Linked DNA regions of Homo sapiens: region 2 is linked to region 1. A link is a loop called in an ENCODE intact Hi-C map of the cell type or tissue named here. Cell type or tissue: CD4-positive, alpha-beta T cell. All regions are shown on one strand. Links, peaks and the distances in the headings refer to the core of each region. The heading gives the core; the rest is flanking DNA.

Region 1 (15,411 bases), core at 3,087-11,086:
AGAAGCTGGTGAGCCCTGGAGTCAGGCCTGGAACTCAGAACCGAGCGTGAGTCAATCCCTCTGCTTTTCACCGGGAAAAATCTTCCTGGCTCGAGGTCCTGGGTTCATCACTTTCTTCAAACAAACACTCAATCAAACACTTAGAGACTTCCGGTCTGGGTAAGATGGCCTAAACCCGACCCTCCCTGTTCCTGTCTGCTAAGCCCTGGAAAGAATGTAAGAGGCAACCCTAAGAGGGCCCTGAGGTGGAAGGAGCAGGAGAGCTGGTAAAGGACCCCAAGGCTGGGTCAGGAATATTTATCAACAGGGCATTATGACACCCCTCACCCCCACCCAATACAGGACCCGCCCAGGCGTGCATTTCCCAACTCCCGACCTAGCAACAGAAGGCAGCCAAGTAGGCTCCTTTCTCTCCTAGATTAAAGGCAAGTCGCCCCAACACACTAGGCAAGGCTGGGCCCGATTGCTCACAGCTGTAATCCCAGCGCTTCAAGACAGGAGGATCTCTTGAGACCAGGGATTTGATACCAGCCTGGGTAACCCAGCAGACCCTGTCTCTACAAAGAAAACTTAAAAATTAGCCGGGCATAGTGGCAGCTGCGTACAGTCCCAGCTACTCAGGAGGCTGAGGTGGGAGGATCACTTGAGCCCAGGAGATCAAGGCTGCAGTGAGTTATGATCGCACCACTGTACTCCAGCGTGGGCAACAGAGTAAGACCTGTAAAAAAAAAAAAAAAAAAAGCTGGGCACAGTGGCTCACACCTGTGATCCCAGCACTTTGGGAGGCTGAGGCGGGTGGATCACCCGAAGTCAGGAGTTTGAGACCAGCCTGGCCAACATGGTGAAACCCCGCCTCTACTAAAAATACAAAAATTAGCCGGGCGTGGTGGTGGGTGCCTGTGGTCCCAGCTACTCAGGAGGCTGAGGCAGGAGAATCGCTTGAACCTGGGAGGCAGAGGTTGCAATGAGCCAAGGTTGCGCCATTGCACTCCAGGCTGGGCGACAAACTCAAAAAAAAAAAAAAAAAAATGAACAACAAAAAACCCACCAAGCAAGCCAGGCAGAACCACCAAAGGGGTTGGCCCAGCACCCTCCTGCTAATTATTGGCCAGGGTTAACCCTTTCCTCCTCACTGGACCTGAAATTCCACTCCCCCACCCAAAATCATGGCACAGCAGAGAGAGGGGGAGACGTTGATGGCAGGGAGAAAGCCCACCACAAGCAGAAGGCCTGTCTGTCCCTGTGAGCGGGAGACTCCCTTCTCCCACCTGGAGGCAATGAATGTCCAGCCTGGGAAAGCTCCTTCTGCCTCCTTAAGCAGCACCACACAAGCCGAGCTGACCTCTATAGCACGGCAGAGGCTCTGCAAATCAGATTTTCATTGGAACCACAGCCCCCAAAAGTAGCCCAAGACCTGGGTGCTAAACCTAAGCAGGGCCGCTGCTACCAAAGTAAAAAATGCAAACAGGACCTGAAGTCTCCTCACCTAATAGCCACAATGTCCAGGATATGGTGAAATTCACTCATCCCACCAAGAACTACGAAAATCACAATGTGAGTGGGAAGACCGTCAACTGAACCCTGAGATGAATCAGACGTTGGAGTTACGTGCCCAGGATTTTACTCTTTTTTTTTTTTTTTTGGAGACAGTCTTACTCTGTCACACAGGCTGGAGTGCAGTGGTGCGATCTCAGCTCACTGCAACCTCTGCTTCCTGAGTTCAAGCGATTCTCCTGCCTCAGCCTCCTGAGTAGCTGGGATTACAGGCATGTGCCATCATACCCGGCTAATTTTTGTATTTTTAATAAAGACAGGCTTTCACTATGTTAGCCAGGCTGGCCTCGAACTGCTGACCTCAAGTGATCCACCCTCCTCGGCCTCCCAAAGTGCTGGAATTACAGGCATGAGCCACTGCGCCCAGCCATGTGACCAGGATTTTAAAGCAACCATCAAAAAAAACACATAAAAATAAAAAATTCAACAAGCAATTGCAAATTCTCTTGAAACAAATGAAAATATAGAAATTCTCAGCAAAGAAATAGTGGGTATTTAGAAAGAACCAAATGGAAATTACAGAACTGAAAAATGTCATTGCAGAAATTTTAAAAACTCCCTGATGGGCTCAGTTGTAGAGTGGAAATGACAGACGACAGAATCAGTGAATCTGGGGACAGATCAATCCAAAGTACCCAGTCTGAACCACAGGGAGAAAATAGACGGATAAGAAATAAACAGAACGTCCACATCCAATGGGACCATAACAAACAAATCTGACACTCACATCATAGGGGCTAAGGAGGAGAAGAGAGTGAGGCTGAAGGAGTATTTGAAGAAATAATGGCTGAAAACTTTCCAAATCTGGTAAAAGACATAAGCTTACAGATTCAGGAAACTGAACTTCAAACAGAAGAAGCCAAAGAAATCTACACTGAGATATCATCATTAAACTTCTGAAAACTAAAGACAAAAAATCTCCTCAGAACAGCCAGAGAAACAACACATTACCTATAGGGACACCAGTTCAAATTATCTCATCTGAAACTACGGAGGCCAGAAGTGATGTGGATGACTTGAGGTCAGGAGTTTGAGACCAGCCTGGCCAACATGGTGAAACCCCGACTCTACTAAAGTTACAAAAAATAGCCGGGTGTGGTGGCACATGCCTGTAGTCCCAACTACTTGGGAGGCTGAAGCACGAGAATTGCTTGAGCCTAGGGATTGTGGGGCCAAGACTGCTGATGGGGGGTGGGGTTGAGCTGTGATGGTGCCACTGCACTTCAGCCTGGGTGACAGAGTGAGACTCTGTTTCAAAAAAAAAAAAAAAAAATCAGTAACAGAAAGACTACAGGAAAATCTCTAAACACTTGGAAATTGAACAGTACACCTCTAAATATCCACGTCAATGAGGAAGTCTCAAAGAAAATTAAGAAATCTATAAAACTGAATGAGAATTAAAGGACAGCATACCAAAATATGTGGGATGCATCTGAGGCAATGCTGAGAAAGAAATTTTCTTATTTTTATTTTTTATTATTTTTTTGAGACAGAGTCTTGCTCTGTTGCCCAGGCTGGAGTGTAGTGGTGTGATCACAGCCCACTGCAGCCTCGACTCCTCAGGCTCAAGCAATCCTCCCACCTCAGCCTCCTGATGAACTGGGACTACAGGAACATGCCCCCCACACCTAGCTTGCTTTTTTTCTTTTTTTGCTAGAAACAGGGTTTTGAGGTTGCTCAGTCTTGAACTCCTGGCCTCAAGTGATCTTCCCGCTTCAGCCTCCTAAAGTACTGGGATTACCTGTGTGAACCACTGTGCCCAGCCGAGAGGGATACTTATAGCACTAAATACTTACATTAAGAATAAAGATATCTCTAGTTTCAGCTACTTGAGAGGCTGAGGCAGTAGGATCGCTTGAGACCAGTCATTTGAGGTTGCCGTATGCTGTGCTGGCACCTGTAAGTAGCCACCATACTCCAGCCGGAGCAATGTGGTGAGGCCCTGACTCTAAAAATAATAAATAAATAAATATAAATTAAAAGAGAGCAGTCTCGTCTGGGCGTGGTGGCTCACGCCTGTAATTCCAGCACTTTGGAAGGCTGAGGCGGGTGGATCACGTGAGGTCAGGAGTTTGAGACCAGCCTGACCAACATGGTGAAACCCCATCTCTACTAAAAATACAAAAATTAGCTGGGTGTGGTGGCGGGCGCCTGTAATCCCAGCTACTTGGGAGGCTGAGGCAGGAGAATCACTTGAACCCGGGAGGTGGAGGTTGCAGTGAGCCAGGATTGCGCCGCTGCACTCCAGCCTGGGTGACAGAGTCAGGTCCATCTCAAAAAAGAAAAAAAAAATTAGGCAGGCGTGGTGGTGCATGCCTGTAATCCCAGCTACTTGGGGGGCTGAGGCAGAAGAATCGCTTGAACCTGGGAGGCAGAGGTTGCAGTGAGCCGAGATCCGTACCATTGCACTCCAGCCTGCGGGATAAGAGCGAAACTCTGTCTCAAAAAAAAAAAAAAAGAGAGAGACAGAAGTCTCAAATTAACCATTTATTGAGGTGGGTTCTGTGCTTGGTGCTGAGATGATAATTGTGAAGGCCCAGTCTCTTCCAAAGGGGCTTACAGCTTGAATGGGCACAGAAACAAGGAAAGGAGGAATTCACACACAGTGTGGTCAGGGGTGTAATTCACACACAGTGTGGTCAGGGGTGTAATTCATACACAGTGTGGTCAGGGGTGTAATTCACACACAGTGTGGTCAGGGGTGTAATTCACACACAGTGTGGTCAGGGGTGTAATTCACACACAGTGTGGTCAGGGGTGTTGGTTGAGGGTAGCCTAGGGCTAGGGTGTTGGCTTAGCCAGGTCAATACAGGCAGATGGCATCAAATCCAGGCTTGGGGAGCAAAGAAGTCTTCTCAGAGGAGAAGCTGCACCCTGATAGGTGAGGTGGGCCCCCCAAAATGGGGAGAGGGCTGTCTGGGCTCAGAAAGCTGGGACACGCAAAGGCGCTGAGGGGAAGAGGACATGGCCCATCAGGGCACTGTCAGTGTGGCCAGACAGAGCAGGCAAGGCGGGGGAGACCCTGGGAGACAGAGCCAGACCCAGAACGAGGGGCCCCTTCCCAGACTCTGAAGGAGTTTGGGCTTGATCCTAAGACAATTCAGAGCCAATGAAGAGTTTCAAGATGACAAGGTCTCATCTGTGTTTTGGGAAGACCCTTCCAACTGTTGGAGGAGGGCTGCTCCTAGATGCAGGGGGGCCAGGAGGGAGGGACCCAGTGGGCCATTTGGGAGAGGTGGACGCTGGACAGGGCAGGGGCGGCAGGCAGAGAAGAGGAGTCCACAGCTCCTGGGCGAAGATCGCCAGGATTTGAAGATGAGATCTGGAAACGACGGCCCGGGGACATCCAAGCTGAGCCTGGGCCAGTGGGTAAATAAGCGGTCATTCACTGAGTAGGGAACATGAAGGAACAGATGGAGATGCTTTGTGTTGCCTTTGGTGGGGACAGAGCAAAAATACAATGATGGCATTTCCATCTGGGAGATGGCGCATCAGGGGCCAGGAGGCACGTCTTAGCCGGGACATGGAGGTGACCTAATTGACATGTGGCTGTGGCTGCAATCGGGGATTTGGGAGAAACGCCACTGAGATGAATCAGAGGAGAAGGGCCAGAGACCAGGTCCTGGACGTGGGGATGTCCACATTTAAGGGGAAAACAGAAAAAGAAGGGTTGGGGAGAAGTCAAAGAGCCGGGAAGAAATCCAGGCGAGAACTGCACTCGTAACCAAGGGACAGAAGGTTTAGAGAGTGACATGCCAGGGAGAGCTGCAGCTCGCTGGGTTGGCAGAAGGGGCAGATGGTGAGTAGGGGGAGGTCATGGAGGAGGGATGAGGTGGAGGGGCAGGGAGTTCACGAGAGAGAGGAGGTGGACCTGGGAGAGGAGACAACTCCTTGGTTTTAGAGCAAAGAACCTTGAGTTAACATATTTACGCCAGGAGAGAGAATGTCTAGGCTTGAAGGGGGAGGTGAGGGCTGATGGCACAAGGCTTCCAGCAGAGGATGGACAGCTCGGCCTGGAATAGAGAGTGAGACACAGTTTCCACGGAGGTGGAGAAGGGGACACAGTCCCTCGTCTGTGATTAGATGCCAACGGAATCCAGGCACAAGGGAAAGAGGGGCAGCACCTGCCCTCTGGAGGCTTCCAGTCTAGCGGAAGCTGATGGGTGGGAGGCAGGTGCAGAAAGATGGGGATCAGGCCTGGGAAGCAGTGCAGGAGCCAGGAACACCCAGCCCTCTTCCTGTCCCTGGGGTGCCCAGCACCAGGGAGCATGAGTGGTGACCAGAGGTGCAGGTGGGTCCCCCCTGGTTAGTGGGAGAGTGGGGGAGGGCAGATGGAGTGGGGAGTCTTGAGTGACAAGCCAGCGCCCCTGGCACCCATCTCTGAGCATGGCAGACATGGTCCTGCCTCCACGGTGCTCCAGGTCCAGCTCAGCATCTTCCTTGGAGGGGCACCCCAGAGGGGCCCCCAGCCACATCCTGTAAAATATGGGCTTCTGATGACTCTCTGACCTGGCTCTTCCTCCATAGCTCTCAGCCCCCTTGGAAATCAATTTTAAAATGTGCACTTAAAGGTTTGGTTCACTACAAAGGGCAGGTGAACAAGACAGACACAAATGATCCTTGGGAGCCCACGTCAAGGGGTAGGAGGCAGACAAGTGAACAGACTGTGATGATCCAGCCCGCAGAGGGCCGGTAGGCCCACATATAGCAGGAGCGCCCACCCTCACATGGAGGGGGAGGGAGGGCTTCCTGGAGGAGGCGACATCTAATGCTACCCAAAGGGTAAGTAGCAGCTCATGAGTTAGGCAGGTGAAAAAATCTTCAGGCAGAGAGAACCACAGGTGACACAAGCCAGCATGCCTGGGTTCCAATCCCAGGCCCTCCCCACCCCGACCCCCGGCGGTGGGACTTCTCTGTGTCTCAGTTTCCCGCTCTTTAAGAGGGAGCCAGAACAGCACCAACTCCATAGGTCTGAGAGGACCACACACTTGGAAGACGGCCCTGCGCCTAGTGTGGCCGCCACTCTGAGAGCGCCCGTCACCATCGCCCGGAGGAGGAGGGAGGTCGCTGTCGCCAAGAGCCCGAGGACCAGAGCCGGCGGTCAGACCCTTCTCCACGCCCTCCAGGCTCTCGGCCTCGGTCCTCAGAGGGCAACGGCAGTGGGCCCTTCCTCCCAGAACTGCTAAAACATCGCCCTGCGGAAAGGGCCCCTCGCAGCCCAAGACGCCGGGGAAGCGCTGGAGGCGCCGAAGACTCGGTCGGGGGTCTCGGGCGCAGCCCCAGGACCTGCGGAACCCGGCCCGGTGCGCAGACGCGCACACTCCAGCAGGTGGCGCTGCCTCCCCTGGAACGAGTCGGCTCCCGCAGGCGGCGCCCGGGGCGGGAGGGAGGCAAAGGGAGGGACCGGAGAGCAGGGCGCCTCCCTCTGCCCCGCCGGCCCAGGCGTCCGATGCGGCCCCTGCGAGCCCCCTCCCCGGGAGTTCTCATTGCCTCCCCCTGCCCCCGCTCCCGGCCGCTCCGATGCCTGTGGCAACCGGGATCCCGCGCCCGCCTCACCTGGGTGCGGGGGTGCAGGGTGACCTTTCACGCCGGGCCAACGCCAGTACCCCCTTCTCAGCACACCTGGGTCCCCGAGCGGGCCAGGTGGTTCCGTGGGGGCGGCCGCCACCGGCACACCTGGGCTGGATCCCCGCACACCTGGGTCCGCCCGTGTCGGGCTCGGGTACAAGTCCTGGCCGTGACACCTGGACCCCTCCACAGCCCTGCGGCTCCTCACTTCCCCCCTGCAGGGGTGGTTAGAGGAGCCACTCTAATAAGATCTAATAAGATCCCTGCAGGGCTGGTTAGAGGAGCCACTCTAACGCACCTGGAAGGTAACCGGCCATTCACAGGAATAGGACACCTGTCCCCTTCGTGCTAAAGGACGTTGGGGACAAGCAGGCCCCATCCAAAACATGGGGAAAGTGACCACTGTCATCCCAGGGAAGAGGTAAGAGGGAGCACAGGACTTGGTAGGGGCAGCTGTCACGGGGATGAGATGGAGAAGAGTCATGGGACCACCTATAGCCCTGTGTCCCCAGAGCCACATGCCACAAACACACATACAAACATATACACATGTGCATAGGGACACACATTCACATGCTCATATGCACACATTCATACACACATATATGAACACACATGCATAGACATACATGCAAACACACGCTCATATGCACACATTCATATACACATATAAACACACATGCACATACACGCACATACACACACGCTCAATGCACACATTCATATGCACATATAAACACATGCACACATACATGCACACACATACATATACAATGCTCATATGCACACATATACACATATAAACACATACACACACGCTCATATGCACACATTCATATACACATAAACACATGCACAGACACACGCACATACACGCTCAATGCACACATTCATATGCACATATAAACACACATGCACACACATACATATACAATGCTCATATGCACACATACACATATAAACACACATGCACACACATACACCTGCTTATATGCACACGTTCATATACATGTATATAGACATGCACAGACATGCTCATGCACACATATACACATATGTACACATACACACGTGGACACATACGCACTTGCATAGACATACACATGCTCATATGCACACATACACGTAAACACGCACACACACATACGCATGCTCATATGCACACATTCATACACACATGTACACATACATGCACATACACATGGGCATACAGACACAGACACATGCTCATATGCACACATCCATACACACATATGTACACATACATGCACATACACGTGGACACATACATGCACACATATACACATACACATGTGTGCACACAATGTGTACACAGATATACACATATATATTTACACATGCTCATACACATACTGACATACATACTCATATAAACATATGCACACACACACACACACCAGGCCAAAGGCTGGTCTCGGCCACAGGGAAGCCCACAGCTGCTCCCTGGGGCTCTGTGGAGGAGAGCGAGGGGTCTAGGTCTGGGCGGGCTGTGCGTGCCGCCGTGTCCTGCCAAAATGACTTGAAACCCTTCTCTCTTCCGGGCACTGTGCTGTCTCTCAGTCACGTCACCTCCTCACCATGCACCCGACCTTTGCAGAGATGAACTGTGACACCTGTCCCGCGCCTACACGGACTCTCAGAGTCTGGCTGGGCCCTCCACATTTCCTTCCCAAAGCTCTAACCACATCCCCTCTCCTTTCCCCAACTCCCTCTGCTCCCTCTCTTTTTCTCTCCACCCTCCTGTCTTCTACAATGTTGATCACCTCTGCCCTCCCCTCCCCGTCCCCTCTATCACCCTGCTCTGATTCTTATCACTCTGCTCCACGCTCCTGGCTGAGCCCCCCAGCCCAGCCCACCCTCCATGCCTCACTGCTCCAATCATGTCAAAACCCCAGTAGGCCACAGGGTTTCAAAGTGGATTCTTTTTTTTGTTTGTTTGTTTCATACTAACCTCACTATGGGGATTTTTCAAAAGTAATTTATTTTTAGTTATGATTATTATTATTTTTTGTAGAGACAAGGTCTCACTGTGTTGCCCAGGCTGGTCTCGAACTCCTGGCCTCAAGCAATCCGACCACCTCAGCCTCCCAAAGTGCTGGGATCACAGGGTTGAACCACCGCATCCGGCCTTCAAAGTGGATTCTTAAGGAACCAGTTTTATAGAATACTACACACAGGCGGCCCTGAGGTTTGGAACCAAGGCTGTAAATGCATCTGGGGACCTCCTTCCATTAAGAAATGCTTTGAATGCTGGAGGAACGTTTATTATGTAGTGGGGTGACTGCCCTGAGCCCACATGGGGTTCAGCCCCTGGTGTGATGAGTGTGCAGGGAGAGACTGTGGAAGCCCAGCCATGTGTTGCCATGGATTGTTTTGGGGTGAGGGGATATTGGTGACAGGCTGGCAGGGAGCTCGGCGCTCACCCTGTGCCAATGTGTCCTCCCGGGTTTACTTGGTGCCTCCAATAGGGAAGAGGTAGCTCTAACAATGGAGAGGACCAGCTCTCACCTCAAAACCAGGGACCAACCTCAGAATCCCGAGAGTCATGATGTGCCTTCATTTTTTTTTGGAGACAGAGTCTCACTCTGTCGCCCAGGCTGAGTGCAGTGGTGCAATCACAGCTCACTGCAGCCTCAACCTCCTGAGCTCAGGAGATTCTCCCACCTCTGCCTCCCAAGTAGCTGGGATTACAGGCACATGCCAACACACCTAGCCACTTTTTAAAAAATTTTTGTAGCAACAGGATCTTACTGTATTGCCCAGGCTGGTCTCAGAACTCCTAGGCTTAAGCGGTCCTCCTGCCTCGGGCTTCCAAAGTGCTGGGATTACAGGTGTGAGTCACCACATCTGGCCCATAATGTGCTTCTGATGACCTATAAGACCCTCTGGCCTGAAAGCACAACCTGAATCTTATCAGACCTAGTTTAGCTCTAACTTCAACTTCATAGGCCACAACAAGCAACAGCGTATGTATACCACAGCCAGAGGAAGCAGCCAGGCTGACCCTGAATGGATGCCTTGCAAGTCCACAGCCCGCCAACCCAGTCTCTTCCACAGTCAGACATGAAAACACAGGATGGCCGGATGCGGTGGCTCACATCTGTAATCTCAGCACTTTGGGAGGCTGAGGCGGGCAGATCACCTGAGGTCAGGAGTTCGAGACCAGCCTGGCCAACATGGCAAAACCTCGTCTCTACTAAAAATACAAAAATTAGCCGCACGTGGTGCCAGGCACCTGTAATCCCAGCCACTCAGGAGGCTGAGGCAGGAGAATCGTTTGAACCTGGGAGGTGGAGGCTGCAGTGAGCTGAGGTTGTGCCACTGCACTCCAGCCTGGGCAACAGAATGAGACTCCGTCTCAAAAAAAAATTAAAAGAAAAAAAAAACAAAGGAGGCAGCAGGTTAAAGGTGACTAAGAGATGAAACCACCAAATGCAACGCATGCACCTTATCAGGATCCTGGGTTTTGTTTGTTTATTTTTATTTTTTAAGACAGAGTCTTGCTCTGTCGCCCAGGCTGGAGTGCAGTGGCATGATCTCAGCTCACTTCAACCTCCTCTTCCCAGGTTCAAGTGATTCTCCTGTCTCAGCCTCCCAAGTAGCTGGGATTACAGGCATGCTCCACCAGGCCCGGCTAATTTTTTTTTGTGCTTTTAGTAGAGGTGGGATTTCACTACATTGGTGAGACTGGTCTCGAACTCCTGACCTCAGATAATCCGCCCACTTCAGCCTCCCAAAGTGCCGGGATTACAGGCATAAGCCACCGCGCCCAGCCTGGGATCCTGTTTTGAACAAACCCAGCTGGAAAAGCCATTTGGGAGACAACCAAACAAACATGGACTGGGCAGGCCATGATATTAGAAAATCAGGGTTAATTTTGTTAGCTGTGATCATGGTATTGTGGTTCAGTAAAAGAAAATGTCATTTTTAAAAGAAAATGTCTAAAAAAGATTTAGGGGGAAATGTCACAGAGACAGTAACTGACTTTAGATTAGTTTAGAAAAGAAAACCAGATGAAGCAAATATGGCAAAATGTTAGCGATTGTTAAATATAGAGGCTGGATCCGGAGGCGTTCATAAGGCTGCTGTCTGCACTCTCCGGAGGTTGAGATTTTCCATAATAAAGAGTTGTTTTCAACGTTTAATAAAGTGTGCACACAGGGGAGGACGCAGGCGTGAAAGGACAATGTTTAGAACACATTTACAGTCACACAACAATAAGGAGCGATTTATGGGTCTTCCGGAAGAAGTGACTGGGTTTGAAATTCCACGTGGGTGCCTGGGGGAGTGTGCACTTGTCAGAGGACAAAAGCCCTCGACGCTCTTGCGTTCACTCAGTAGCCATGGTTCACGCGCCCCACGGCAAGTGCTGCGAGGGGGAGAGACACAGGGAAATGGCCCTGAAATGGCACAGGGAGGTGCCCAGGCTCCGAGCAGCCCGGAGGACTCTGGAACCGTGGGGAAGCTGCCGGTATGGAGCCCAGTGAGCTCCTGGAACAGCACTACCGCTCCCCAAGACCTCCACCCACTTCATCGCTTATGGCACCTGCTGCGGGGTTAGGTGCCTGTCCACCTGCCAGGCAACCTAGTTCAAGCTGTTCCTCCAATCACATGACCCTGCAGACCAGCCCTGTGCCCTACCAGGCGGCGCCAGCCACCCCAGCTCACTTCTGGTGCCCTCAGGAGGATTTTGTCCAGTTGTTTGAGGCTGGCAGAGGTTTGTTGGGACACAGGGGGGTGTACAACAGGCCCCCCTGAGCCATTTCTGTTGAAGAGGTGTTTACTTGCCCTCCCAATTAGTTCCCAAGAGACTGGAAGTGTTGGAGTCTTGTTAGGAAAAGTGTGGATAAACTGTAAACGCCTGAGAAAGGTCTTTGGGCTGAAGGCTTTCTGGTGATGGTGGCCAAAGGGTCCTCCCAGGCTGGCACCCCACAGCGTGCAGAGCAGTCTAGTCCACAAAAGGAGCCACACTCGCTCATGTGTCCCCACATCAACCATCCCCAAAACCGGACTCAAGGGCAGAAGTGTCGTGGCAGCGTCTCTAAGCAGCGCGGGCTAATGCAGAGGCCGCTGCATTTACCTGGGGTGCCGCGCACAGCCCAGACGTGCTGGGGAGTGAGCGATTCTGGGGTTGGCCCTTTAGAAGTGCTGGAGGTGTCATGTGAAATCCTAACTCGGGGGCAGCCTCCCCAGGAAGCAGGCCGGGTCTAGGGGGCTAGACTCTTTGATTTTTAACTATCCAATGCAATTCTGCAATAGATATTGGAGAGTGAATTTTAAACTGCTGTGTTCATTAGCTTGCCTCTCAATTATCAGCAGAGCTTTTGGCAGGACGGAAGTTGATTTATGTTTGTTTGCATGGAGGGGCCCCTAAAATCCCACCCCGCTTCAGCCTTGGACAGTCCTGTGCCTTTTCTAACAGATGGAGTGGAACAAGCTGAGTCACCCCACGCCGGGCCCGCTTGGGAACGCCGGGGTGGGGGTACTGCTCGGCTGACCCTCGGGTTTGGGTTTGCTGAGCAGGGTGGACAGGCCAACAAAGGGGGTCTACCAAGGTGCTGGGTCAGGGAGAAGCAACGTCCAGGGGGGCTCGCTGGAGGGGAACCTGGTGCCTCTAATGGGCTCCCTCCCCCCGCCGCACCCCCTGCAGTCACCATCTTCCCACAACATGTTCAAAATAAATTCTTACTAATCCATAATGGAACTGGTTCTCTTTGGGGCCACATCAGAACTGAGAACAACCTCAAGGCGGATGCGGCTGAGAGGGACTGCCTCCTGCGGGCGCCGCCACACACACTGGGAGTCTGCCACGTCCAAGGGACTGGATATGCTTCTTCCTTCCACACCTGCGCCCCCCACCCCCAGATGGCTTCATGCCCTCAGCAGCGGCTGGAGAAGAACCCGGAGGCTCAGATAGTAAAAACTCCTAGAGGCGCAGATGACGCTCCTTAGGAAAATGCAAAACTGAGGCTCATGCTTTCGTCTAAGCTGAAGTCCCTCTTGCTTGAGCACTTAAGCCCATAAGGCCTGATATTTCCCCAGGGGGAAGCACGGATTCTTATCATGCGCACAGTTGAGGCTCCATGTTCTACTCCCTTCCTCATGGAAGAGATGATCTGACTTTTAAAATGACAGTATGCAGGCGTGGTGCAGAGGTTCACACTGGTAATCCCAGCACTTTGGGAGGCCAAGGCAGGAGGGTTGCTTGAGCCCAGGAGTTCAAGACCAGCCTGGGCAACACGGTGAAACCCCATCTCTACAAAAATACAAAAATTAGCCAGGCATGGTGGTGCACACCTGTAATTCCAGCTGAGGGAGGCTGGAATTGGGAGGCTGAGGCAGGAGAACCACTTGAATTCAGGAGGCGGAGGTTGCAGTGAGCTGAGATCATGCCGCTGCACTCCAGCCTGGGCGACAGAGCTAGACTCCAGCTCAAAAAAAAAAAAAAACCGAAACTCCCATGGGCTCTGTTGCATGCCTGCCCCCCGGGGAGGCTGGTGAGCCCGGCCTGGGAGTAGAGCCTCTGCTGCCCAGTGCTCTCCAATCTCCTTGTTTTGTGCCAGAGCCACTAACTCTAGGATTCTAAAATTGAATGCATGCATGAATTCATGGATCCTGTCCTAGTACAGACAAACTCAATCCTTAGGGTATGTCGGATCCCCCAGTGCACACACACTGCTTCTCTCCAGAACTCTTAAATACGTGTGTGCTTTCAGAAAATTCCTCACCAGGCCGGGCGCGGTGGCTCACGCCTGTAATCCCAGCACTTTGGGAGGCCGAGGCGGGTGGATCACGAGGTCAGGAGATCGAGACCATCCTGGCTAACAAGGTGAAACCCCGTCTCTACTAAAAATACAAAAAATTAGCCGGGCGCGGTGGCGGGCGCCTGTAGTCCCAGCTACTCGGGAGGCTGAGGCAGGAGAATGGCGTGAACCCAGGAAGCGGAGCTTGCAGTGAGCCGAGATTGCGCCATTGCAGTCCGCAGTCCGGCCTGGGCAACAGAGCGAGACTCCGTCTCAAAAAAAAAAAAAAAAAAAAAAAAAAAAAAAAAAAAAAAGAAAATTCCTCACCATGTGTAATTTCACGTATTAAACAGAAAATCAGGAAGCGATCACAAGAGAAATCTGGCATTGGAGAAGAATTCTTACTGGGGGTTCTTTCAACAGCCTTTTCCCAGAACACATTTTAAAATATGAGTTCACGCACCGGAAAGGTGTTTATTGAACAAACTGCGGTCTGCCTGCCTCATGAGAGCAACATGGTATGCACCAGGGGGTGGAGTGGAAGTGCTCTTTTTTTTTTTTTTGAGATGGAGTCTTGCTGTATCGCCCAGGCTGGAGTGCAGTGGTGCTATTTCAGCTCACTGCAGCCTCAGCCTCCCAGGTTCAAGCAATTCTTCTGCCTCCGCTTCTTGAGTAGCTGGGACTACAGGTGCATGCCACCATGTCCAGCTAATTTTTGTATTTTTAGTAGAGACGGGGTTTCACCATATTGGCCAGGCTGGTCTTGAACTCCTGACCTCGTGATCCACCTGCCTTGACCTCCCAAAGGTTTGGGATTACAGGCATGAGCCACCATGCCCGGCCTGAAGTGTTTTGTTTTTTTTTTTTTGAGATGGAGTCTCGCTCTGTCGCCCAGGCTGGAGTGCAGTGGCGCTATCTCGGCTCACTGCAAACTCCGCCTCCCGGGTTCAGGACATTCTCCTGCCTCAGCCTCCCGAGTAGCTGGGACTACAGGCACCCACCACTGCGCCTGGCTAATTTTTTCTATTTTTAGTAGAGACGGGGTTTCACCGGGTTAGCCAGGATGGTCTCGATCTCCTGACCTCATGATCCGCCCGCCTCAACCTCCCAAAGTGCTGGGATTACAGGCGTGAGCCACCGCGCCTGGCCTGAAGTGTTTTTTATATTGACAATGAAGACACCACCATAAAGCTAAGCGAGAGAAATAGGATGGATGCTGGCATTATTCAGAAGTGAACCCTTTGCCATCTGGCCCCAGAGTCCCAGTTCCTGATCTGGAAGCCTGTGTTCTCTGCCCCATCAGGGCGTGGACCTTCCATCTTAGGAGAAGCTGCTCAGATTATGCTAACGAGGGCAGGATCTGGTGGAAGAGTGTCTACACCTGCCAAGCCCTTGGAAAAAGCTTCTGCAGGGGCCTGGAATTGAATCACCTTGGCTCTTTGTACCACCAAGGAGATTAATGTCTGTCCTGTCTGAGCATTGTGATCTCAGGGTCGTCTGTGGGAGATTTCAACCTTAGGTGGAT
Region 2 (15,411 bases), core at 3,021-11,020, 190 kb after region 1:
GTCAGACTGGTCTTGAACTGCTGACCTTAAGTGATCTGCCCGCCTCAGCCTCCCAAAGTGCTGGGATTACAGGTGTGAGCCACTGCACCCGGTTTTTTTTTTTTTCAAGACGGAGTTTCATTCTGTCCCTTAGGCTGGAATGCAGTGGCATGATCTCAGCTCACTGCAACCTCTACCTCCTGGGTTCAGGCGATTCTTTTTTTTTTTTTTTTTTTTTTGAGACGGAGTCTGGCTCTGTCGCCCAGGCTGGAGTGCAGTGGCGCAATCTCGGCTCACTGCAAGCTCTGCCTCCCGGGTTCACGCCATTCTCCTGCCTCAGCCTCCCGAGTAGCTGGGACTACAGGCGCCCGCCACCACGCCCGGCTAATTTTTTGTATTTTTTAGTACAGACAGGGTTTCACCATGTTAGCTAGGATGGTCTCGATCTCCTGACCTCGTGATCCGCCCGCCTCGGCCTCCCAAAGTGCTGGGATTACAGGCGTGAGCCACCTCGCCCGGCCTGAGACTCCATCTCAACAACAACAACAACAACAAAAGATATGTACATGTCAATGTATGTACATTATGCTTCAAAAGTAAATTAGAAAAAAATAATTATTTAGAAAGAAATAATTGGGTATCGTGAACAATCATTTGCTGTTTAGAGGAAAGGTGTTCCAGCTTTACAGATAAAGCACAATTTCTCCCCAGCATCCAAGTGACACACACTTCAACAGGCAGGGTTGGCCTTGGGGTTCAATGGCAATTGACAGATACTGCTCTATTGCAGCTGTGCGCCATCCCTGGTGGATCCTGATCATATAGGAAGTTCATCAATGTGTCACCAACTGAGAAAGGATGGGAAAGACTGGGATTTGATGCAGGTCTGACCGAAGCAAGATGGCTGGAGCCGAGGACCTTTTGAGCCTGTAATCGCAGCCACTCCAGAGGCTCAGGCAGGAGTCTGGAAGCTCGAAGCCACAAGGAGCTATGTATGTATGTATGTATGTATGTATGTATGTATGTATGTATGTATGTATATATGTGTTTGTTTATTTATTTATTTATTTTGAGGTGGAGTCTCACTCTGTCGCCCAGGCTGGAGTGCAGTCGTGTGATCTCAGCTCACTGCAACCTCCCCCTTCCAGGTTCAAGCCATTCTCCTGCCTCAGCTTCCCCAGTAGCTGGGATTACAGGTGTGCAGCACCCTACCCAGCTAATTTTTTGTATTTTTAGTAGAGACGGGTTTTACCATGTTGGCCAGGCTGGTCTTGAACTCCTGACCTCAAATGATCCACCCGCCTCAGCCTCCCAAAGTGCTGGGATTAGGGGCGTGAGCCATCACACCCAGCCCTCAGTGAGCTATGATCCCACCACTGCTCTCCAGCCTGGGCAACAGAGCAAGATCTTGTCTCAAAAACTAAATAAACAGGCCAGACATGGTGGCTCATGCCTGTAATCCAGCACTTTGGGAGGCTGAGGCGGGCAGATCACCTGAGGTCGGGAGTTCGAGACCAGCCTGAACAACATGGAGAAACCTCGTCTCTACTAAAAATACAAAATTAGCCGGGCGTGGTGGCGCAGGCCTGTAATCCCAGCTACTCAGGAGGCTGAGGCAGGAGAATCACTTGAACCCGAGAGGCGGAGGTTGCAGTGAGCCGAGATGGTGCCACTGCACTCCAGCCTGGGCAACAAAGGCAAAATTCCATCTCAATAAATAAATAAATAAATAAAATAAAGTAAAAAAAATGAAACTGTCCCCACTTAAAATTTTTAAAAGAGCATAGATAGCAGTAAAATGTAGTAAAATAATTAGTAGTGATGTTTTGAGCATCTACTATCTTTTTATGTAATTGATGTAACTCTAAGTTTACATAATTTATTTTTAAATAATGGTCCCATGGAACAATTGGTTTGCCAACGTCCTGAAACTTGAACAGCCTTGGGAGCCTGTCCGAGCTGGCGCCAGAACCTCACTGTTTAGACCAAATCTGAGAAAAACAAAGGCCAGAGCCACCCTGAGCAGGGGGTTTGGGCAGGAGCCAAGTCATTGAGATGTCAAGGGGGAAGAATGGGATTTTCCTAAGTAATGCTCTTCACTGAGACAGCACAGCTCCTGGGAGTGTCATGAACAAAACAGGCTCTTAGCAAGTGCTGGCCCACGGGACAGGCGCTAGCCCTTCCCTCGGTTCCATGCCCGCTGGTTCTTTATGTATGATCTCAATATCTTGTATCTTTATGCCCTGATTCACAGCTTCCGTCGTTTTTCGTGTCTTTCTTGTTAGTTTCTATTTGGTTTCCATGTCCTCTGCATGGACTTCGGTGTCTAAATGTTAGTGTGAAATTTTAAGGTCCCAGATGTCCCATTCTGTCTGTGAGTGGTTCTCAACCTTGGCTGCACCTTGAGATCACCTGGGAGGCTCTTAAAAATCCTGAAGCCTGGGCCAGGCACAGTGGCTCACGCCTGTAATCCCAGCACTTTGGGAGGCCGAGGTGGGCAGATCACTTGAGGTCAGCAGTTCGACACCAGCCTGGCCAACATGGAGAAACCCCATCACTACTAAAAATACAAAAATTAGCCGGGCATGGTGGTGGGTGCCTGTAATCCCAGCTACTCGGGAGGCTGAGGCAGGAGAATTGCTTGAAGCTGGGAGGCAGAGATTGCACTGAGCTGAGACTACGCTACTGGACTCCAGCCTGGTCAACAAGAGCGAAACTCCGTCTCAAAAAAAAAAAAATCCTAAGGCCTGGGCCCCATCCCTACCCCTAGATTCAGAATTAATTGCTTTTAGGTGCAGCCATCACAGGGCTGTTGATAAGCTCCCCAGGTGAATCTAATGTGGAGCTCGGCTTGAGGTGTGATTCACATTCGTTAATGAATCCAAACATTCATCCATCATCAAACGCTGAGTGGGCTTCACTCACTCATGAAACACTGACGAGGTTCCTCCCATGTGCCAAGTCCGTGATACGACCCAGGCATTGGAGAAATGGAGTGAAGAACACTGTCCCAGCCCTTGATGAGCTCACAGTGAAAGTGTAATGGGGAAGGCAAACAGGCCACCAAATAGAAGTCTTTTTTTCTTTTTTTTTGAGATGGAGTCTTGCTCTGTCGCCCAGGCTGGAGTGCAGTGGTGCTATCTTGGCTCACTGCAACCTCCACCTCCCGGATTCAAGTGATTCTCCTGCCTCAGTCTCCCCAGTAGCTGGGATTACAGGTGTGCGCCACCAAACCCGGCTAATTTTTGTATTTTTAGTAGAGACAGGGTTTCACCATGTTGGCCAGGCTAGTCTCGAACTCCTGACTTCAAGTTATCCGCCCACCTCGGCCTCCCAAAGTGTTGAGATTACAGGCGTGAGTCACCGTGCCCAGCCAATAACAGTCTTGGTGGTTCCCTTTCCCACATCCATTGCAAAAAGTACCCCCATGTTTCTCCACCCGTGTGTGCATCCCTTTGTCCTGCGTGAGCAGGAGAGCTGAACCTCACAGTAGCTTGGCTGCCACCCAAACCCTGCCTTGGGGCCGTTTGTTTCTTTTAGACATGGTCTGAAAAATAAAAATAAGGTCCAAAATCCTCAGCAAAGTCCATTCAGATCCCCACGGCAACTGAAGTCCTTTCTCTGACAAATACAGATTATGGACCAAGCGAAGGAAGGGGAGAGAATGGGATGATGAGAACAGGTGCCGTGTGACCAATTCGGGTCTAAACTTCACAGTCGGAGGCTAAGGGGCAGGCTGTGAGAGACGGGCAGCAAAAGAGGAAGAAAGAATTGGACCATCAGTGGCCACACTGGCTCCCGCCCATTATCCCAACATTTTGGGACACGAACAAGCGGGAGAATCGCTTGAAGTCAAGAGTTTGGGACCAGTCTGGGCAACATAGTGAGATCCTGTCTCTAGAAAATATTTTAAAATTAGCCAGGTGCTGTGGTGCACACCTGTGGTCCTAGCTACTCCGGAGGCTGAGGCGGGAGGATCAGTTGAGCCCAGGAGGTCAAGATTCGAGTGATCCATGATCACGACACTGCACTCCAGCCTGGGTGACAGAGTGAGAACCTGTCTCTAAAAAAATAATAATAATTTGACTATAAAGGGCTATTTTGTGTGAAAGCCTGGCTTGATAGATGCCATTAGTATGACTTTTTTTTTTAAATTCAGGCAAAACTTACATAACATAAAATTAGCCCTCTTGGGCCAGGCACGGTGGCTCACACCTGTAATCCCAGCACTTTGGGAGGCTAAGGTAGGAGGATTGATGATTGAGCCCAGGAGCTCGAGGCTGCAGTGAGCTGAGATTGCACCTCTGCACTCCAGCCTGAGTGACAGAGTAAGACTCTGTCTCTGTATAAAAAACATTAACCATCTTTTTCTCTTTTTTGGGGGGGTGAGGGGGACGGAGTCTCACCCTATTGCCAGGCCGGAGTGCAGTGGCATGATCTTGGCTCACCATAACCTCCAACTCCCTGGTTCAAGCCATTCTCCTGCCTCAGCCTCCTGAGTAGCCGGAATTACAGGCACGCGCCACCACACCCGGCTAATTTTTGTATTTTAGTAGAGACGGGGTTTCACCATGTTGGCCAGGCTCTTCTTGATCTCCTGACCTCGTGATCTGCCCACCTCAGCCTCTCAAAGTGCTGGGATTACAGGTGTGAGCCACTGCACCCAGCCTCTCCTTTTTATAGCTGAATAAGCTTCTGTTTTGTGTCTATACTGCATTTTATCTTTTTATTCATTGATGGACATTTGGGTTGTTTCCGCCTTTTGGTTATTACATATATATTACATGTATTTGTTTCTTTTTTTTTTCTGAGACATAGTCTCACTCTGTCGCCCAGGCCTGAGTGCAGTGGCTCAATCTCGGCTCACTGGAACCTCTGCCTCTCTGGTTCAAGTGATTCTCCTGCCTCAGCCTCCTGACTAGCTGGGACAACAGGCACACACCACCATGCCCAGCTAATTTTTGTAATTTAGTAGAGACAGGGTTTCACCATGTTGCCCAGGCTGGTCTTGAACTCTTGGCCTCATGTGATCCACCCGCCTTGGCTTCCCAAAGTCCTGGGATTACAGGTGTGAGCCACTGTGCCCAGCTGTTTCTATTGTTTTTAATTCCTTTTTTTTTCTTTTGAGATGGAATCTCACTGTGTCACCCAGGCTGGAGCGCAGTGGTGCGATCTCGGCTCACTGCCACCTCCATCTCCAGAGTTCAAGCAATTCTCCTGCCTCAGCCTCCCAAATAGCTAAAACTACAGGCACACGCCACCACGCCCAGCTAATTTTTGTGTTTGTAGTAGAGATGGCGTTTAGTCATGTTGGCCAGGCTGGTCTCGAACTTCTGGCCTCGCTGGTCTCGAACTTCTGGCCTCAGCAATCCTACCGCCTTGGCCTCCCAAAGTGCTGAGATTGCAGGTGTGAGCCACCATGCCTGGCCTATTGTTTTCAATTCTTTTGGACAGATTCCTAGGAAGTATGAGTACTTATACGGCAAGTCTAAGCACGGGAAACACACACACATTCACGCAGGCACTTGCACACATAGGTAACACACACACCTGAGATTCCCACAGACGGGGGTTTAGGAAACTGTCACTGCTCCTACACCATTGTGAACACACAGCAGGCTCAGAGGCTGGAGTGAAACAAGCCCTTCGAGCTCCCAACACACAGGCTTTTTGTAGTAAAAGCAGAAGTTTCCCCCAGAATGGTCAAATAAATGACAGTACATTCCGAAGACAGAATACAAAGCAGCCATTAAGAGTATTTCCCAAGACAAATGACCTTGGGCCATGAGAAAAGGCAGAACGCAGAAGTGTACTGTGCGGCACCATCACTATTTTGTTAAAAAATCCATATGCATAGATGAAGAACTGGCAGGGAATGCATGATAGAACTGTGGGTTTTATTTTCCTTCCTTGTAATTTTGTGTTTTACCAGTTTTCCACATTGAAAATGTTGGGAGGATTCAATAAGTTAATGTGTCTGAAAGATTTAGAACAGGGCTTGCCACATGGGACATGCTATACAGACGTTGGCTCTCACTATAATGATTTCTGTTTATCATTGGAAAAATTTTAAAGACAAATGATCTTCTTTCTTTCTGTCCTTCCTCTGCCTCTGAGAGGACAAAGAGAGTTTGACAGGAGCTGGTTCCACAAATTGTAGGGTCACACTTTCTGTCCCTGGTGCCTGCTCTGGATGGGGTGAGAACTGCCCCCCCGCCCCCCCAACCGCCCACCACCACACAAGATCCTCACCCAATCTTTTTATTTTTATTTTTAAAAATTTATTTATTTTAAACATGGAGTCTTGCTCTGTCGCCCAGGCTGGAGTCCAGTGGCATGATCTTGGCTCACTGCAACCTCTGCCTCCTGGGTTCAAGCGATTCTCCTGCCTCAGCCTCCCAAGTAGCTGAGATTATAGACATGGGCCACCACACCCAGCTAATTTTTGTATTTTTAGTAGAGACAGAGTTTTGCCATGTTGGCCAGGCTGGTCTCAAACTCCTAACCTCAGGTGATCTGCCCATCTCGGCCTCCAAGAGTGCTGGGATTACAGGCGTGAGCCACCGCGCCCACCATTTTTTTTTTTTTTTTTTTTTTTTTTTGAGATGGAGTCTCGCTCTGTCGCCCAGGCTGGAGTGCATTGGCGCGATCTCGGCTCACTGCAAGCTCCATCTCCCGGGTTCACACCATTCTCCTGCCTCAGCCTCCCGAGTAGCTGGGACTACAGGCGCCTGCCACCACGCCCGGCTAATTTTTTGTATTTGTAGTAGAGATGGGGTTTCACCGTGTTGGCCAGGATGGTCTCTATCTCCTCACCTCGTGATCCGCCCGCCTCAGCCTGCCAAAGTGCTGGGATTACAGGAGTGAGCCACCGCACCTGGCCCCCAGCTTTTATTTTGATTTTTGAGACAGGGTCTTGCGCTATCACCCAAGCTGGAGTGCAGTGGCACAACCCTGGCTCCTTGCAGCCTCGACCTCCCGCCTCTGCCTCCTGAGTAGCTGGGACTACAGGTACATGCCACCAAGTCCAGCTATTTTTTTTTTTTTTTGGTAGAGATGGGGTCTCATTATGTTGCCCAGGCTGGTCTCAAACTCCTGGGTTTAAGTAATCCTCCTGCTTCAGGCTCCCAAAGTGCTGGGATTACAGGCGTGAGCCACCATGCCCAGCTTATCCCCACCCAATCTAAACAATCTGTAAAGAGGGCTCTGAAGTGTTCCCAGAGAATTGCTGCTGCAACAGGTATAGCCGGATCCAGAGTGAGCCCTGAGGATGGCATTAGTCCCAGGGAGGTATTGTGTTTCCAGGTATCCAAGGGCTCAGCTCGGTGAAAAGCATCCAAGTGCAGGTTTCTTCCCTCAACACCCGGGACTCCGGGGGGAGGAAGATCAGTAGGGACAGAAGCGGGTGAACATCTGCCCCCGCCTCCCATCCCGCCTTTCAGGTGTTGGGAAGGCACCTGGACCCCAGGTGTCCCAGACACTGTGCCTGCGCGGCTTCGCCACGAGGGGGCGCTCCCGGCACCGCGAGGAGCTCCTTCGTGGGCCTGAAAAAGAAGGAAAATGATGTTCTCATAGCGAGGGCAGGGAGGCATCCCTGACACCGGGTAGTGCCAACAGGGCTGAAGACAAGGATGAGGAGCGCGCTTGGAACAATTTTCCTGTGCCTGGGCTCGCAATAGGCCTTGGGGGAGCTGGGGAGGCCTGGCGCCTTCTGCAGACAACATTTGCTCTCCCTGCTGGAGCCCCGGCTTGGGCTGCTGAGGGCGCGGGAAGGCAGGACGCAGAGACCTGGGGTGTCCCTGCCAGCTCCCCGGCCCGGCTTTCCGGGGGCTCCCTGAAGGCAGCCAGCGAGGGGCGGGCAGGCTGCGCTTGTAGGGTTCACAGGAAAGCGTGGGGCCCGGGGTACCCGCTGGGAATGGAGGCCTGTGGGCTGGGGCTCCGGGGGCTTCCTGCGGGAGACCAAAGAGTGTGACGGGAGGGCTCGGGCCTGAGTGTGAGTGTGCACCAGCCCGTGTGACTGCGTGTGCGGCCGGGAACGCGGTGTGTTCTGAGCAGCCACGGAAGGCCTTGATCGTGCGGGGGAAATGTTTCTGCCCTGGGCTTTCTGAGGCAAAACAATCTCATCCCTGCTCTCAGACACTAGGGCCCACGCCCAGAGCTTGTGAGCACACATGCACGCACACACACAGACACGCAGGGAGACAGACACACGCAGAGAGCCATGTGTATACTTGCACACACAGACACGTGCACACACACAGATGCACAGACATATACATGTGCACTGGCAGACAGAAGCACAGACACATGTGCACACGTGCATAGACACACATACATGGATGCATGTGTGCACACATACACATAAACACACACGCAGACACAGACATGCATAGGCACACATGTACACACATACCCACACACACAAAGCACACAGATGCACACACAGGTACACACACATGCACACAGGTGCATGTAGACACACACACTCAAATACACATAGATGAGAGCATACAGACGCATGCACACGTGTGCACACATGCCTCTCTACTGGTTAGAGATAATGTGACAAGATACTCCAGGATTCACAAAAAAATGCAGATGGTGGCACGAGCCAGACTCCCAGGCGCCTGCTTACCTGCAGTCACCTCCACCAAGTGGTGACTGAGGCAGCCAGCCAGTGATCTACCGGCTGACAGGAAGGGCCCTCAGGCTAACTGCTCCTGAGTGGGGCCAGCTGTGCTTTTCAGGAGGCTGGGCAAAGGCAGGGAGGCCAGTCCCTGAGAGGCCTGGGCTGGGCCAGGCTGAGTGTGCTGGAGATTCTGGCACAGCCGAGGGCAATCCAGGCGGCCACGGGGGAGGTGGTGGAGAGGGAGGCTGCCCCGCTCCTCCTGCTGGCCTGCAGAGCTATGGCCCTGGCCTGGCTCTGCTCTGTGACCTCTCGACCTTGGAAAGAGAGCTGCGAGTTGTCTGTTTCCACCCTGGGTGCTGTGGGTGGCCCGGCTTGGAGGACAGTCTCCTCTGCGTCCATCCAGAGCTCCCACTCACCTGCTTCCCTGGGAGTTTCCCAGCCGCGTCCCCTCTGCTCTCCAGCCCCTGAGAGTCCCTAGCACTGCCCCTCTCCCAGGCTCTGTCTGTGTGTTCACACACACCACCTACCCCAGAGTCCTCCTTCTCCTCTCTCAGTCTCCCCAGCCTCTGAACATGGCTGTCATCTATCCCAGTGGTTTGTACTTTTTTCCCTCACAAAATTTGCCCTATCTTCTCTCTTTCTCCCTATCTCACGTGGGGAAGGCCTTCTGGAAGGAATCGCACCATTCCTCTCCTAGTCCATCGGGAGAGGGTGAACGTGGATTTGACAGATCACGATTTCCCCTGCACATCCTGCGGGAAGGAAGCCCCAGCATGCTCTGCAGGAACGAAGCCCCTGCAGGTTCTGACTCCAGGATGGAGCTGGGATCCTAGGGCAGGGAGAGAGTGGAGGAAGCGAAGGCAGAGAGAGAGAAAAAGAACTAGGGGGTTGTTGGTAGAAAGGAAAGGTGGCCAGAGAGGAGGGCCTCCTAGTCGGATGTGGATTCGAGGGGCATGACAGATGAGTGCTGGGGAAGTGAAGTAACACCTGGGCAGGCCCAGGGCAAAACCCCCTCCCTATCTCCACACCACTCTGTCCCAGATGCTGCAAAGGTAACCAGGGCATCAAATGCAAGCCTGACTCCAGCCTGCGGACACAAATCCTTGCTCCACTGTCCTCCTAGGAGACTCAGGAACCCTGGGGGCTCCCCCAGTCCTCGACCATTGTCTGGAGTTCCCTAGGTTCCCTGTGTCCTGAGGCAGGAGAAGAAGATATAGACGGTGGCCCGACACCATTCGCAGGAACCTGAGTGAGCAGAAAGGGCAGAATGGTGGACAGAGTCCAACCCACATGGCTAGGACCACCCAGCCCCTGGGGCTGCCCACTCCAGGCAGCCAGCTGCTGGGTGAGAAGGTGCCCCAGGCACCTAAGGAGAGGCCCACTGGCCACCGAGAGGGAGGCTCAGACTTGCCCCACAGGCCTCCCTGAGTCCCCGTGGCTGAGTTTCCCTTTGGCTCGCAGGAGGAAGCCTCAGCGCCCTGACCCATGCTTGCTCGGACTGTCTTCCCTGTGACGCTGGCCCCTGAGCAGGCCCCGCGCTCAGTCCCGCGGCCAAGTCCACACCACAAGTCAGAGCAGAGTCGATTTGAACACAGGCCTCTCTGGGCTCCAAAGCCCAATCTCTGCCCCGCTATATGATACCGACCATGACGGAAGTGGTGGTGGCTGTGCGGTGACTACCTTGTGCCCGACTGTGCCAGGTGCCCCCCTGTATCACTCCCCTGGCCAGTGAGCCTGGCGCTATTGCATCGCTGTGTATGGATGAGAAAACATAGTCACATTTCCAGATGGAGGACTGGAAAACAAGTATTTTAGGTGGAGAGAAGAGGAGGGAGGAGGAACCGTGAAGGCATTCACTCAGCGACACCCACAGGGTGCAATGGGCTAGGGACTGTGCTAGGCGTGGGGTCTACAGGACAGAAGCCACAGGGGTCCCCAAGCCGAGGAGCTTCTGACACTAAAGGGCATGGTGTGGCTGATGCAAGACAGGCTGGCGGCAGGGGACAGGAGCTGCCAGTGGGGAGGACTCACCTGGCACATTGAGGACTTGGACCTGTGCTGTGAGCCCCCCGAGGAGCCACCAGAGCAGGGGAGGGACGGCCAGCAGAGGGACAGCTTCCTCCCCACGCCCCTCCACCTCGGCAGCGTGGAGACAGCACGTTCCTTCTCTAATGGGAAGAACAAAACTGGTATTTACAATAAACGTTCAATAAAGCCCTGAGCGTCCCCATTCTGACTCTGGAAAAAAGCACAATCTATCCCGGGGGTGGGGACTGTGATATAAGGACTAGAATTAAGGCTCTGTGTCTGTGCTGCCTTTAGGACGGGTCTGCGGTCCTCTGACAACCCCATGGAAGGAGCGAGTGGGAGGTGAGATCCTTCCATGTAGAGGGCCCCACTCTGCCCAGTCCTCATCCTGGCCCCTCTGTGATCCAAGAGACAGTCGTCCAGAGCCAAGTGCCAGCCACAGCCAGGCAGGAGCCCTGATGTCAGGGAGTGCCAGGCTTCCCAAGGGGAGGACAGGCTTCCAGTCGTCAGCCCCAGGAGCCCTGTCCCTGCACCTGCCGGGGCTCACCCCAGCTGGCCTTGTCTTGCAGGTAACCTCTGCCCTCCCAACCAACCTGCTGCAGTGCTAAGCACCCTTCTCATGGTTTGTCATCTCTGCAGGAGCATCTGGAAAGGGCTCTTGCCCTTGCGGGATGGGAGAATTAGCCTTGGGAGAGCCTCACCATCACGGTGGCCATGGATTATCCCCAATCCCTGTGGTTTTTTTTGTTTTTTTGTTTTTTGTTTTTTTGCGTGAGACACTGGAGTGCAGTGGCACAATCTTGGCTCACTGCAACCTCCACCTCCCAGGTTCAAGCGATTCTCCTGCCTCAGCTTCCCGAGTAGCTGGGATTACAGGCACACATGACCATGCCCGGCTAATTTTGTATTTTGAGTAGAGACGGGGTTTCACCATGTTGGTCAGACCAGTCTTGAACTCCTGGCCTCAGGTGGTCCACCCGCCTCAGCCTCCCAAAGTGCTGGGATTACAGGCATGAGCCATTGCGCCCGGCCCCTGATGTTCTTTTTCTGCAGAAAACACCACCTTCTGCCCCCAGGCAGCCTACCTTTCCTCCTGGACGTGGCTCTAGTGTGTCTCGTAAGCAAGTTAAGGGGGAGAGGTCCTGAGCCCAGAGTCAGAGGCCTGGGTTGGAGCCCTGGCTTCCCCCAAACCCAGCAAACACACGCAAGCCACTTGGCTCCATTTTACAGCTGAGGAAACAGAAGTCTGAGATGAATAACTGCTTCCCTGTGGCACTGGTGATGCTCAAACAAGAACTTCTGCAAAGCGGTTTATACGGTGTTTAAAGGCCACACCACGTTTGGGAGTATTAGTACTCACAAGGGAAATGAAGTCATTCCTGGGGGTTACCTGTCTATTAATTTGCCAATTTGCTGAGATTTTCAATGTCAGTTTTACCTGTGTGCAGATGCTACACAGAAAGGACTCAGCCAGGTGAGGTCCCACCTACTAGGGAGGATTGCTTAAGCCCAGGAGTCCAAGCTAGACCCTCTCTCTAAAAAAAAAAAAAAGAAGAAGAAGAAAGGAAAGAATAGAGAGGCTTTCTCAAAGCCAGATCAAGCCAGAGTTTGCAGGGGCTTGTTTTTTACAATTAAAAAAAAAAAGCGTCAGTGCAGTGGCCCTGTTGTCTCAATGTCAGACCCACCTGGAGCCTTTCAAAAATCCCGGCCCCCGGCTGCACCCCATGCACCCCAGCTGTGAGATCAGGATCTGTGAAGAGGGGTCCCGGAGCCGGTATTGTTGAAGCTCCCAGAGAATCCCAGGGTGCAGTGAGGGCTGAGAAACCCCTGCACTGGGGACTCCCTAACGCGATAATTTTCTTTCTTTTCTTTCCTTTTTTTTTTGAGATGGAGTTTTGCTCTGTCACCCAGGCTGGAGTGCAATGGCACGATCTCGGCTCACTGCAACCTCTGCCTCCTGGGTTCAAGCGATTCTCCTGCCTCAGCTTCCTGAGTAGCTGGGATTACAGGCGCCCGCCACCACGCCTGGCTGATTTCTGTATTTTTAGTAGAGACGGGGTTTCACCATGTTGGTCAGGCTGATCTTGAACTCCTGATCTCGTGATCCACCCGCCTCGGGCTCCTAAAGTGCTAGGATTACAGGCATGAGCCACCGCACCCGGCCAAGCGGATGATTTTCAACTCTGGCTGGCATTCACATTCTCCTCGCAGGGGAATATTACAAAACACTGATGTTAGAAACTCACCCCAGAGAGCTGGATTTACTTGTTTTGGGGCAAAAGCTACCAGGTGGTTCACATGCAGGTAGACAGAGGACCTTCGCTCTGCAGTCCCCAGCCGAGAGTGGTCGCCCTGTGATCCATGGAGCTTTGGGATGTAAAACTTGCTTCACCTGGAGGAGCCAAGGGGGAGCTAACATTGCCTCTTGGCCAATCGGCTCCTGGTTCTGCCTCCACAGCTGCTGCTAAGTTTCTTTCCAAACCATTTCCTCCACCATCCTCTCTGCCAACGCACTGGACCTCGCACACCTGGTGTGTGACAGGGTGCAGCCTTCCAGCTCAGCGGAAAACTCTCCACTGGCAAAGTGGAAGGGCCGGGGCTGGAGGGTGCATTTCCTGAATGGGGACCTGCAAAAGAAACCTGGGGTTGTTCCTTTGTCCACCACAGTCGAGAGGTCAGCCTGGAATTGGGGGACACATAAAGATTGAGCCCAGAATGCCTCACCGCCTATGCATATATACCATGATGGGGCATGATTGTTCAGGGTAGACACCTTCTCCCCGGAGAGACAGTGAGGAATGCGGGTTTGTCCTCCTGGAGAGGTCCTGCTGGGTGGCTGGACATAGCGTGGTTACTGTCTCCAGGTGGACGGAGCTCTCCCACGAAGGGGACACACATCCAGTGGCCTCCAGGTCCAGGGAGGACCGAGGCTTGCAGCAAGGCCACAGGGCCTGTATTTCACTTCCTGACCATCCAGACGACAGCATCCCAGGATGGTCCTCGTGAACTGTTGGATTTGCTCTCCCTGAATGAATGGTTAAATGCCAGGCACGGTGGAGCCCCCGTAATTCCTGGATGAAGGTTACAGGACTGCCTTTGGGACCTCCTGCTGGGGCCGTGCTGGCCGGAGCCTGCACCAGAGGCTCAGAATGGAGGCGGATGGGTTCTGAATGGACGTCATCACTCCCTCCCTGTTGACCTCAGACTTTGGATGGTTTGTTTTTTTTTTTTTAAATACATCAAATGGGATAATAACTGTTCTACTTAACAGGATTTTGTGAGGCTCCAACATGACAATGTGAGCGAATTGGCTTTGAAAAGCATTTCCAAGGTGTATAAACACAAGGGTTTCTATATAGGGCAAAGTCCCCCTGGCTCAGTGGTTCTATGAAGCTGTGTGCACAGCCCATGATCCCCTGTGGAATTGAGGATTGTGGAATTAATTGCCTTTGGAAGCTCAATTTGCTGTGTGAGCACACAGTCAAGAGGAATGGGGGAGCCTGGCCTTTGCCTTTTACGGCAGTCTGGGAACTTGAAATACTCAAACCCATCATTCTCAAAAAGCTTTTTATAGAGTCCTTCAGAAGCTTACGTCTCTGCAGCTCCACATATCACAGGTATGCCACTAGACGGAGCTTGTTAAATCATGAGCAAATGCAGGGGCTAATTGAATGCTTCTGACACTTGTTACCATCTGCCGAGGCTGGAGTGAAGCCGGAAAGTTCTGTGTGTTTTATGAAAGCCCTTGAGTCACCGCCATCCCGCGGGGTTGAGCCCTCGTGGTCTGAGCCCCAGAACTAGAGAAACGCCGTGGGAGGATGGATTCGATCCTTAACTGACTTGCATTTTAAGACACAAGCCATGGGGATTATTACAAAATTACTCCAGTTAATTAAAAAAGAGAAAAGCTTTGAAGTAATTTACTAGTGTTTATGTATTTTGTCCCAGAGTGGTCTCCGCAGATCTGCTAGACTCAGGCACTGTGCAGCTTTCTCTTATCACTGGCTGCAACAAGGACACTTCGAGATTAATTATTGATATAGATATTTTTTTTTGTCATCAGATAAATCCCTCAGCACCTCTGAAGAATCTTGGTTAGTCAGACTTGGAAAATGGATCTATGGGTTTCTCCAAAGTAGCCTTTCTTCTCCTCCTTCAATAAACATGTGAGGCCAGGCATTCTAGACACCTGATGAAAATGGCTAAGAAAGTAGTCTTACCACTATGTCAAACCTGAATCTGACCAAGCTGCTTGGTCCAATTTCCAATCCATGGAAACCTTCTGGCAGTGCAGGAGATGGAGGCACGTGCTAAACCCCACCACGGGGTGTAAGATTTGGGCTGCGGGATTCTCCACAGAACCAGTGATCCTCCTTTTCAAGAGATAAACTGCAAGGGAAACTGGCAGATTAAAAGAAACCTAAGAAACATACCAACCAATTACAATGTTTTTTTTATTTGTTTGTTTGTTGGCAGAATCTCAGTCTGTTGCCCAGGCTGGTGTGCAGTGGTGTGATCTTGGCTCACTGCAACCTCTGCCTCCAGGGTTTAAGCGATCTTCCTGCCTCAGCCTCCTGAGTAGCCAAGATCACATCTGGCTAATTTTTTGTATTTTTAGTAGAGACGGGGTTTCACCGTGTTAGCCAGGCTGGCCTCAAACTCCTGACCTCAAGTGTTCTGCCCACCTTGGCTTCCCAAAGTTCTGGGATTACAGGTGTGAGCCACCATGCCCAGCTGAATGTTTGAAATTTGTTTGATTCCCGATTAAAAGAAAA

Evidence for each region. Hi-C counts contacts between places; a loop is a spot of excess contacts. Peaks named below come from ENCODE experiments on the same cell type or tissue, not always from the same donor. Only the 100,000 strongest peaks of a DNase experiment are listed, where the experiment ranks them.
Region 2: a loop joins it to region 1, with 15 times the contacts of the local background. A loop is called at or near these places in 2 of 110 quality-filtered maps.

What each region holds. Positions count from the first base shown.
Region 1 is chr17:77,238,671-77,254,081 of GRCh38, reverse strand. LACAT1 (lung adenocarcinoma-associated transcript 1) reads right to left here and starts at 268. Exons shown (of 3, transcript NR_188630.1): 1 at 1-268. RefSeq lists an enhancer at 6,057-6,907 and a silencer at 6,793-6,968. In CD4-positive, alpha-beta T cell, for the core only: CTCF peaks have their summits at 6,677 and 6,879 (motif pointing right); a DNase peak (open chromatin) is centred at 6,901; H3K4me3 peaks cover 860 bases; H3K27me3 peaks cover 793 bases.
Region 2 is chr17:77,048,511-77,063,921 of GRCh38, reverse strand. No RefSeq gene overlaps it. Among named protein-coding and RNA genes, the nearest start is that of SNHG20, 32 kb to the left of the region's middle. RefSeq lists a silencer at 7,382-7,595 and an enhancer at 10,344-11,087. In CD4-positive, alpha-beta T cell, for the core only: CTCF peaks have their summits at 7,277 and 7,477 (motif pointing right); a DNase peak (open chromatin) is centred at 7,491; H3K27me3 peaks cover 293 bases.